Linked DNA regions of Mus musculus: region 1 is linked to region 2. Evidence: chromatin loops called from intact Hi-C (ENCODE). Cell type or tissue: left cerebral cortex. All regions are shown on one strand. Links, peaks and the distances in the headings refer to the core of each region. The heading gives the core; the rest is flanking DNA.

The links. Peaks named below come from ENCODE experiments on the same cell type or tissue, not always from the same donor. Only the 100,000 strongest peaks of a DNase experiment are listed, where the experiment ranks them.
Region 1: it touches region 2 in a loop (2.1-fold over the local background); 1 of 42 quality-filtered maps calls a loop at or near these places.

Annotation. Positions count from the first base shown.
Region 1 is chr4:32,857,212-32,861,600 of GRCm38, reverse strand. It overlaps Ankrd6 (ankyrin repeat domain 6), which reads left to right. Exons shown (of 16, transcript NM_001012451.1): 2 at 1,013-1,279. The coding sequence starts at 1,160. Among named protein-coding and RNA genes, the nearest start is that of Lyrm2, 59 kb to the right of the region's middle. In left cerebral cortex, for the core only: a CTCF peak has its summit at 2,221; a DNase peak (open chromatin) is centred at 1,252; H3K4me3 peaks cover 355 bases; H3K27ac peaks cover 291 bases.
Region 2 is chr4:32,798,693-32,803,081 of GRCm38, reverse strand. Lyrm2 (LYR motif containing 2) reads right to left here and starts at 2,823. Exons shown (of 3, transcript NM_175364.4): 1 at 2,747-2,823; 2 at 2,332-2,472; 3 at 814-1,939. The coding sequence starts at 2,791. The coding sequence ends at 1,859. In left cerebral cortex, for the core only: no CTCF peak of the experiment used is centred there; a DNase peak (open chromatin) is centred at 2,739; H3K4me3 peaks cover 1,471 bases; H3K27ac peaks cover 1,057 bases.

The DNA of each region.
Region 1 (4,389 bases), core at 289-4,288, 59 kb before region 2:
CTCTGCCGTGTGTGTGTGTGTGTGTGTGTGTGTGTACACAATATGGTGCCCCCTTCCATCATGTGGGTACAGGAACTGAGTTCTTGTTCTCAGACTTTGCAGCAAGTCCCTATACCTGAGCCATCTCCCTGGCCACTACAAACGTGATTTAAACACAAAAGACTCCCTCTTCCTCCCGCTGCCTCAGAGAAATCACTATCCCTGACTTGGTTTGTTCTAAAGAGATTACCAGGGCTCCTTGAGCAGAGTCTAGAGTTGTATTAAGGCTCTGCCTTAAGTGGTGGCCATTAAGCACGGGGTTGGGGGATGTTTGTGGAGGGGTTGTTCCTAAACTGGCGGTGCTAGCGCTGCCTGCACTAAGTGAGGCACCAGCTTCTTCGCATGGGGAGTGTCTCTTCAGCTGGGAACGGGGCTCGACCCTGGGCTGTGCTCGGTTCTCTGTCTGTTCCAGAATGCAGGAGACTTTGCAGAAGGTAAAAGATGAAGGAAATCATGTTTGCTGGGGGTAGGAATGGGGACAGGGCTGTCTCCTCAGAGACACCCTGCCCATCAGGGTCTCTGAGTGCATGTTAGCCATAGTGGATTCATAGGAACCTGGCCCTCAAGTCTAAAGGTTGATCATGCACAGTACATGTTGTTATGTATACAACCAGGAGGTATCTAGGGAGCTGTACCAGACCCCCTCTTTTTATAAAATAATTAAAATATAATCGTGTCATTCCCCGACCTTTGCTCCCTCCACCCTGGGTTACATCAGGCCTCTTTACCCAGGGTACTAACTCAGCCTCTCAGGTCTGCCCGGCTCGTGGAGAATGGTCCTGAGGAGGGAGGAAGTGGAGAGTTGGCACACCCTGCTGCTTCACTTTGAAATGCTGTGGAAGTGTGCTTTTGGCTTCCTGTCCCCTGTGCTGTGCAGCAGAGGGACACCATGAGGTCAGCAGTGGTGTGGACTGTCTGTCTGTCCTCTTGTACTGAGTGGCGCTGATGGCCGCTTTGTTTTGTGACCCCCTAGGACCTGAAGATGGAGTAGTGAGAAAGGCATCCCTCAGGATTCCGAGCACCTTTCGCTGTGGACTCCAGCCCCACCCGAGGCTGCATGTGGAGCTGAGGAAACTGACCCACCGCTTGCTTTCCTGGGAGCCCCTTTCTCTCCTAATTCATGAGCCAGCAGGATGCGGTCGCTGCGCTTTCAGAACGCCTGCTCATAGCTGCGTACAAAGGCCAAACAGAGAATGTGGTTCAGCTCATCAACAAGGGTGCCAAGGTAGCCGTTACCAAGGTAACACGGAAAAAAACGCCATAGCTGTTCTCTGGGAATAGCTTACCTCTTGTTGCCTGCAGAACTGTTGTTTGGTTCATAGTTTTAAAAGAACTGGCTTTTGGTAAAGGGATGAAGGCTTGGGAGGGGACACAAAGCACTGAAAATCACTTTTGACTTTTCTCCCACCCACTTCTATAGCCAGTGGACAATTTGTCTCTTTGGAGAAGAAGTTCCTTCACAGAGACTAACTGAACAGTGAGCAGGGGGTGGAGGGTGGGAATCATATTAGACAGGCCTCCTAGCAAGGTGGACCAGCCTTTGGTCAGAAAGCCCCCACTGTGGTCTCACTATCCGATCTAGCAGCTTGGACCAGATGCCTGTCATTACTACTGTGGGGCTTTGTAAGACATTGCTCATCCCTTATCAACTGGCAGTACAATGGCAGGTCAGGGAACGGTTGATTGAAGGCAGTTTTAAACCCCAAGAAAGGTAGGTCCTGGCCAGGTGTATTAGTGCCAGCATTAAGTTTGAAGACAGCCTGGACTACATAGATAATCTCAAAAATAAGCAAAAATAAGGTAAGTCAGGCCCTTCAATGTTGAAGTAATGCTGATCCAAATGTATCCAGCTTCCAGTACTGCCTTGAGTACCGTGAAGCCCCCGGAGAATATTCTCTCCTCATCCTAAAGACATTTCTGTCCAGGTGGAAATGTACCTTACATCCTTGGTGCCCTGGTCCAACGCTCTCCCGCCTTCCGCTCCAGAGAGCCTCACAGATGGAGATATGGTTTCTTTTTTTTCACATGGCATCATCTCTTAGTATCTGACGTTCTGGGCCAGATGTTGGTCAGCCGTCAGTCTCAGTCCCTCTGCACTGCATACTGGTCTTGAGAGAGAAAATCTTGTCAGTTGTCCATGGCACCCCAGAGGTCTACAAGTGTAGTCTGAGGCTAGCATGAGGATCCTGAACTGGCACCTCCTGTGGCCAGCCCAGGAGGTGCTACCCAGCAAAGGTTAGCAGGTAAACCAGGTTCGGATTCGACTCTGCTGTGTTTGCAAACTCTTGTGACTAGCTTAACTTTTCTAAGCCTCAGTTTCCCTACCTGTGATACAAGAATAATATCAACTTTTCAGGGCTGTTATAATAACAGTAACTTAGTCAAAGCCACATAGGCTGCTCTTTCATTTTATGTCTTAAATAGACCTCATTCATTGCTTTGGTTTTTTTGTTTTTTGTTTCGGTTTTGGTTTTTGGTTTTTCGAGACAGTGTTTCTCTGTATAGCCCTGGCTGTCCTGGAACTCACTCTGTAGACCAGGCTGGCCTCGAACTTAGAGATCTGCCTGCCTCTGCCTCCCGAGTGCTGGGATTAAAGGTGTGCACCACCACACCCGGCTGCTTTTTGTTTTTTATCCACAGATTTTTTGTGGTATATTTTACATGCCCCAAGATTAATCTAATCAGAAATTTGCAGAATGCTCACACTATCATGCCGCTGCTAGGATTGAGCTGCCCCCCACCCACCCCACCCCCTTCAGCTGTCTCAGTCACTCCTGCATCTGAGCTCCTGCCCCTTGAGCACACAGTGAGAAGTTGTCCTCAGTAAGCTAGAGGAAGAATTCACCAGGACCCATCCATGTTTGTGCCCTCATCTTGGACTTCCTTGGGGAAGATGCATTTCTGATGTGGCTGCCTGAGCAAACCAATGTAGTCTCGTCCTGGAAAAGGTTATCTATCCAGTCAACCTCACCCCAGCTCTCAGTGATCATCGACCTCCTGTTTGTTTATGAGTTTTCCTTTTTTAGATATTACAAAGAAATGGAATTATGGGGTGACCTGGTTAATTTTATGCCAACTTGACACAAGCTAGAGTCATCAGAGGAGGGAGGCTTTATTGAGAAAATGCTTCCATAAGACAGGCTATGGGGGGCTGGTGAGATGGCTCAGTGGGTAAGAGCACCCAACTGCTTTTTCGAAAGTCTGAAGTTCAAATCCCAGCAACCACATGGTGGCTCACAACCACCCGTAATGAGATCTGACTCCCTCTTCTGAAGTGTCTGAAGACAGCTACAGTGTACTTACATGTAATAAATAAATAAATAAATAAATCTTTAAAAAAAAGATGGGCTATGGGTAAGAAAATGTAGGACATTTTCTCTTTTTTTTTTCTTTCTTCCTTTCTTTTTCTTTTTTTTTTTTCTGAGACAGGGGTTCTCTGTGTAGCCCTGGCTGTCCTAGAACTCGCTCTGTACCAGACTGGCCTTGAACTCAGAAATCTGCCTGCTTCTGCCTCCCAAGTGCTCCCAAGGCGTGTGCCACCACTGCCCAGCTGGTCCGGAGTTCTTTAAGGAAGCAGGCTGAGCAAGTCATGCAAGCAAGCCACTAAAAAGTACCCGTCCAGGGCCTCTGCATCAGCTCCTGCCTCCAGGTTCCTGCCCTGTTTGAGTTCTTGTCCTGACTTCCTCTGATAATGAACAGAAATATGAAATATGAAAGTGTAAATTCTCTTTTCCTAACTGGCTTTTTAGTCCTGGTGTTTTGTCACAACAATAGGAACCCTAACTAGACACACAACATTATGGTCTTCTGTCCTGATTACCTTCCTGTAGTATAGAGTTCTCAAGAGTTATTCATGCTGCAGTGAGTGAGTACTTCATTCCTTTTTGTGACTGGATAGTGATACATAGTAAGCACACATAGAATCACATAGTATCTGCAGGTAGGAAGGGTGGAGAACACAGACAGACACACTGGACAAAGGGGTGATTAATGTCCCTGGCTGGATGGCTGGGGGCAGCATTGCTCAGAACTGCATGCAATTTCAGACTCCAGATTCCTTTCTCTCTTGAATTTTCCATTTTCCATTTCAGATTGTGATTGGCCCTGACAATGGGTTACTATAGGGAGTGAGATGGTGGATAAAGGGGGATCACTACTGTCCTTCAGCCAGTTGATGGACGTTTCCGGATGCTTCTAGTTTAGGGCTGTTATTAAAACTCCACCACAGCCGTGAGCATTGACATACACATTTGTGTGGGCAGAGTTTGCATCTATGGTGGGTGAATGTATTAGTCAGGGTTCTCTAGAGTCATAGAACTTATGGATAGTCTCTATAAAATAAAGGAATTT
Region 2 (4,389 bases), core at 271-4,270:
AGAGTGAGTTCCAGGACTGCACAGAGAAACCCTGTCTCGAAAAACCAAAAAAAAAAAAAAAAAATTGAAAAAAATAGTTAGACAGGGTTGACAGAGGCAGGAGAATCTGAGTTCAGGGCCAGCCTGGTCTACAGAGTGAAGCCATGGCCAGCCAGAGCTACATAGTTAAAAAAAAAAAAATCAAGCCTCAGCTTGCCCTCTGACAGCTTTATAGAATTCTCTGTACACCACTGCTGAACCATCATCAAACCACCATTGTTCACAGCTAGTGAGTGGTGTTTAGTCTGAAGAGTTTAGACTAAACAGGAGTTATTTGGATTTGCATGTCAAGAAGACCACCAAGGGAACTATTTAACGTTCTCCCTCAAGACTTTGATAGAACACATGGTGACTCACATCTGTAATTCTGGCACTTGGAAGGTGGAGGGTGGAGAATTAGAATGGGAGATCCTGTTTCAAAAATGAAACCTCAAGTTGTTCACAATGCTTGTCAGCTATTTTTGCATGAGCCATGTAGTTTTTAAAAACCTGACTTCTAAGAGCATGAGATCATTCTCATGCAGAACTGCACGTGGGCCCTAAGGCTCCAGCACAGTGCGCTGCTGCACGTCTTTTCAGGCACCCCAGCACAGGATCCTAGTCAGCCTCTGTTTGGCTTCTCTGTGTTGATGGGCCTTCTGTTCACAGTATAAGTTCAGATTCATCAACAAGCTGTCACTTTCAAAGATTCCACTAAATTGTCAACTTTGTGACCTATTTCTTTTTCCAGTGTTTGCAGGAGAATGCAGAGTACAATGCTCCTTAATGATGATTCTTTTTTTTTTTTTTTAAAGATTTGTTTATTGTATTTATAGGTACACTGTAACTGTCTTCAGACACAACAGAAGAGGGCACCAGATCTCATTACAGACGGTTGTGAGCCACCATGTGGTTGCCGGGATTTGAACTCTGGACCTTTGGGAGAGCAGTCAGTGCTCTGATTCATCATTTCATGAGGATGTTAGGTGCAGGAGCTGAACTGCCCACCCAGTGCTCCCTCTTCTTGGTGTTCTTAGCTATTTCCACTAAAGCTCCGCGAGACCTCAGTCTTATGGTTATCAAACCATGTCACACCTGAAGAAAGTCACTTCAGAACTCTGAAGGACAAAGCAGGTTATTCAAGCAAGATCTAGCGCTGTTTCTAGCCAGTTCTTAACCTTCCTAATGCTGTGACCCTTTAATACAGCTCTAATTTTATGGTGACCCACAACTGTAAAAATTTTGTTACTTCATAACTGTAATATTGCTGTTATGAATCATAAATACCTAATACTAGACCCCCGTGAAAGAGTTGTTTGGCCCCAAAGGGGTCATGACCCACAGCAAGAGAATCACTTTTCTAGGGCAGTACACTGCCAGTCCTGCATCTGACTTTGTAACAGCTTGTGATCACATCACAACATACACTCATTTTGGTTTGTGTGCCACAGTGCCTGTGTGGAGGTCGGAGGGCAACTTTCTGGAGTGGTTTTTTTTTTTTTTCCACGATATGAGTGTCACAGGGACCAAACTTCTGTCCTTGGCAGCAAGAGTCTTCATGAGGAGCTATCTTTACCAGCCCTGTCCTCATTGCCTTTCTAAGAATTGCTAACTAGTCGTCTGTTTTTCAAAGGGGCTGCCATTTCACCTTCCCTCTGAGCAATTGAGGATTCCAACCTCTCATCTTGACATTAGTTCACGTTTAATTATTACAGCCACGGACTGTAGTGGAAATATTAACACGCTTCACTTATATTCTTGATCAGAGTGATTATCACCTTTTTGGGTGCTCTATGACAGTGGCTCGGAGCCTGTGCAAAACACATGAAAAATCTTCCAGTTACGAGTTGGCTAAGGCAAGCGTCCTTTCTAGTTCCTTTAGCTGCATATTGCCTTGGGTTATCATCATTCGGATTGTATCCTGTGGAGGAAAGGACAATCTAGTCATTGTTTTACCAGCTTAACCACGGCAAAGTTCTATTATTGTATCTGGTACAGTCAAGAACCAACAGTGGCTGTTACAGGTTGTAGCTGTGGGCTTACCAATGCCCAAGGCACTACATTCAATCCTGTCACCAAAAGGCACTCCCCCCATCCACCCCCCCCCCCCAAAAAAAAACAGTAGTGTGAAGTGGAAAGCTGGACGCTAGGCTACACAATACAAAGCCAGATGTGCTGCAAAACAAATGTAAAATACCCAGTGGGCAGTGAGCAAATTCTCTGTGGCATATTCCAAGGTGTTCGCTAAACTTCACAAGCTCAGTGATACAATGGGACAAAGGAGCCGTGGCCCCAGCGTGGTCTTGCTCTCACCTCTTCTGTGGCACTTTTGTTTCTTTTAAATTCTTCCCTGGCCCAATCCTGAAGGTATTTTCGGTCAGAATCACTTGGAACTTGCCTAATCGCTCGCAAAATCTTTCTGTAGAGGAGGAGAACTTGCTGCCTTCTCATGAACTGCTCAAGGGAAGGAGAAAGACAAGTTACCACAAACCAGCCGGCTCCACTCAGCAAGCAGAAATAGCCCTTTGGTCCTCGCTAGCAAACAGAACAAGAGAGAATCCTTGCGGACCGGCGGGCGGGCGGCTTGCGAGGGCGGGGCACGCCTAGCAGCTCCGCCCTCGGGAGGCTGAGGCTGTCGGCCGAGGCCCGCGGTGGCCGCGGCGAGCCAGGTCGCAGGGGGAGCGCGACCACACAGGACACCTCCGCGGGGCTGAGAGATCAGCAGTACCTGCTTCAGCGTCAGGGCTGCGGGAGGCAAGCGGGATGCCGCCATGTTGCCCACGGAAGCTGCTGCGGCTCAGGAGCGGAAGTGGCCCTCGGGCACCCTGGTCACGGAAGCGGAAGGAGGAGACGGATGCGCGAGTCCTGGGTTTTCCGCGGAGAACCCAGGAGCTCGGTCGCTTTTACGGGAGGGGAGAAAATGTGTGCCTTTTGAGCACCCTTGCTGTGTATAACTGAGAAGACCGCCATTATGCTGGCAAATTCCGTTTGCATCCTGGAAGCTTCTCTTTTTCTCTACACTTTATCCTACAGCACGCAGGTCGCCTCGATCGTTGCGACTCCGTGCGCTTTCCCTACTCGTGTGCCCTCTCGCTTTTTTGTTTTTGTCCCCCACATCACATACCCAGAAGTCAGGTTATTGAATCTGCTTCTCGTGTTTTGTTTTGGTTTTTCAATTTTTCTCTAACATGGGACGTTGGGGATCAAACCTGTATCATCAGGTTTGGGGCAAAGCACCTTTAATGTCTGAGCCATTTCAATGGCCCTTGGATAATTTCTTTATATAGAGAGCTTTAACTCTACATTAACATATTTGTTTCTTTTTTTGGTTTTTCGAGACAGGGTTTCTCTGTGTAGCCCTGGCTGTCCTGGAACTCGCTCTGTAGACCAGGCTGACCTCAAACTCAGAAATCCGCCTGCCTCTGCCTCCCAAGTGCTGGGATTAAAGGCGTGCGCCACCATGCCCGGCTAACATATTTGTTTCTTTTGAGACTTTACAATATTGTCTTCTACTCACAGCTGTTGTAAAAGTGTATTATTATGATCAGTTTTATATTTACTCCACGTAAGTTATTTTCATTTATGACACACTATGGATCTAAGTTCTTTTCCAGCCACTAGACTAAAAATTCAAGATCATTTATTAAATAATTCATGACTTTCTCAGGTCATTGTAGTAATCTTTTTGAATGCAGGGTCTTTTATTGTCTAAATAATTCGATCAGTCTTGTTTTATCTCGGCCAGGTATCAAGCTATAAATTTTGCTTTTTATGTTGTTGTTCTGGCAGATCCAGTAGTTTCTTGTTAGGATATTTTCTATGACCCTTGGAAAGGCACTGAGCTAATTTCCACATCACCTGGGGATATTTATAAGATTCATAATTAGTGCTGGGTCTAAATTGGGCACCGAGAACAGGTATTTTGTACATTCTTTTCTCTACACTCATGTTAGCCACAGGCAATGTTGTCATATAGATATATACTCCCTGTCTCAAAGATTTATACTTTGAGTAGGAAAGCTTTGAAGGTCAATGCAGTGTTACTTAATTGACTGAGAGTAGGTTCTTGCCTCAAATAACTCTCAGCGCCAAAGCTCAGCGTACAGTCTTTTTAAAGACAAAAGACGCAATGCCATCATTGTCAGGTGTAAGTCAGGAATATGGTAGTATTTGTTTTGACTACACAACCAGAAGATATTTTGATTATGTATCTGAGGCCATGGAAAGTCCCAAATGTGTTGCCATAATGGATGTGACGATTCAAGGGGTTTAAGGGACTAAATATGTGCCTGAGCCAACACAAAGCAGGGTAAGATCGGGACAAAAAGACATTACCTTAGTCACTTCATTTCTCACTTCTTTTAGTGACTT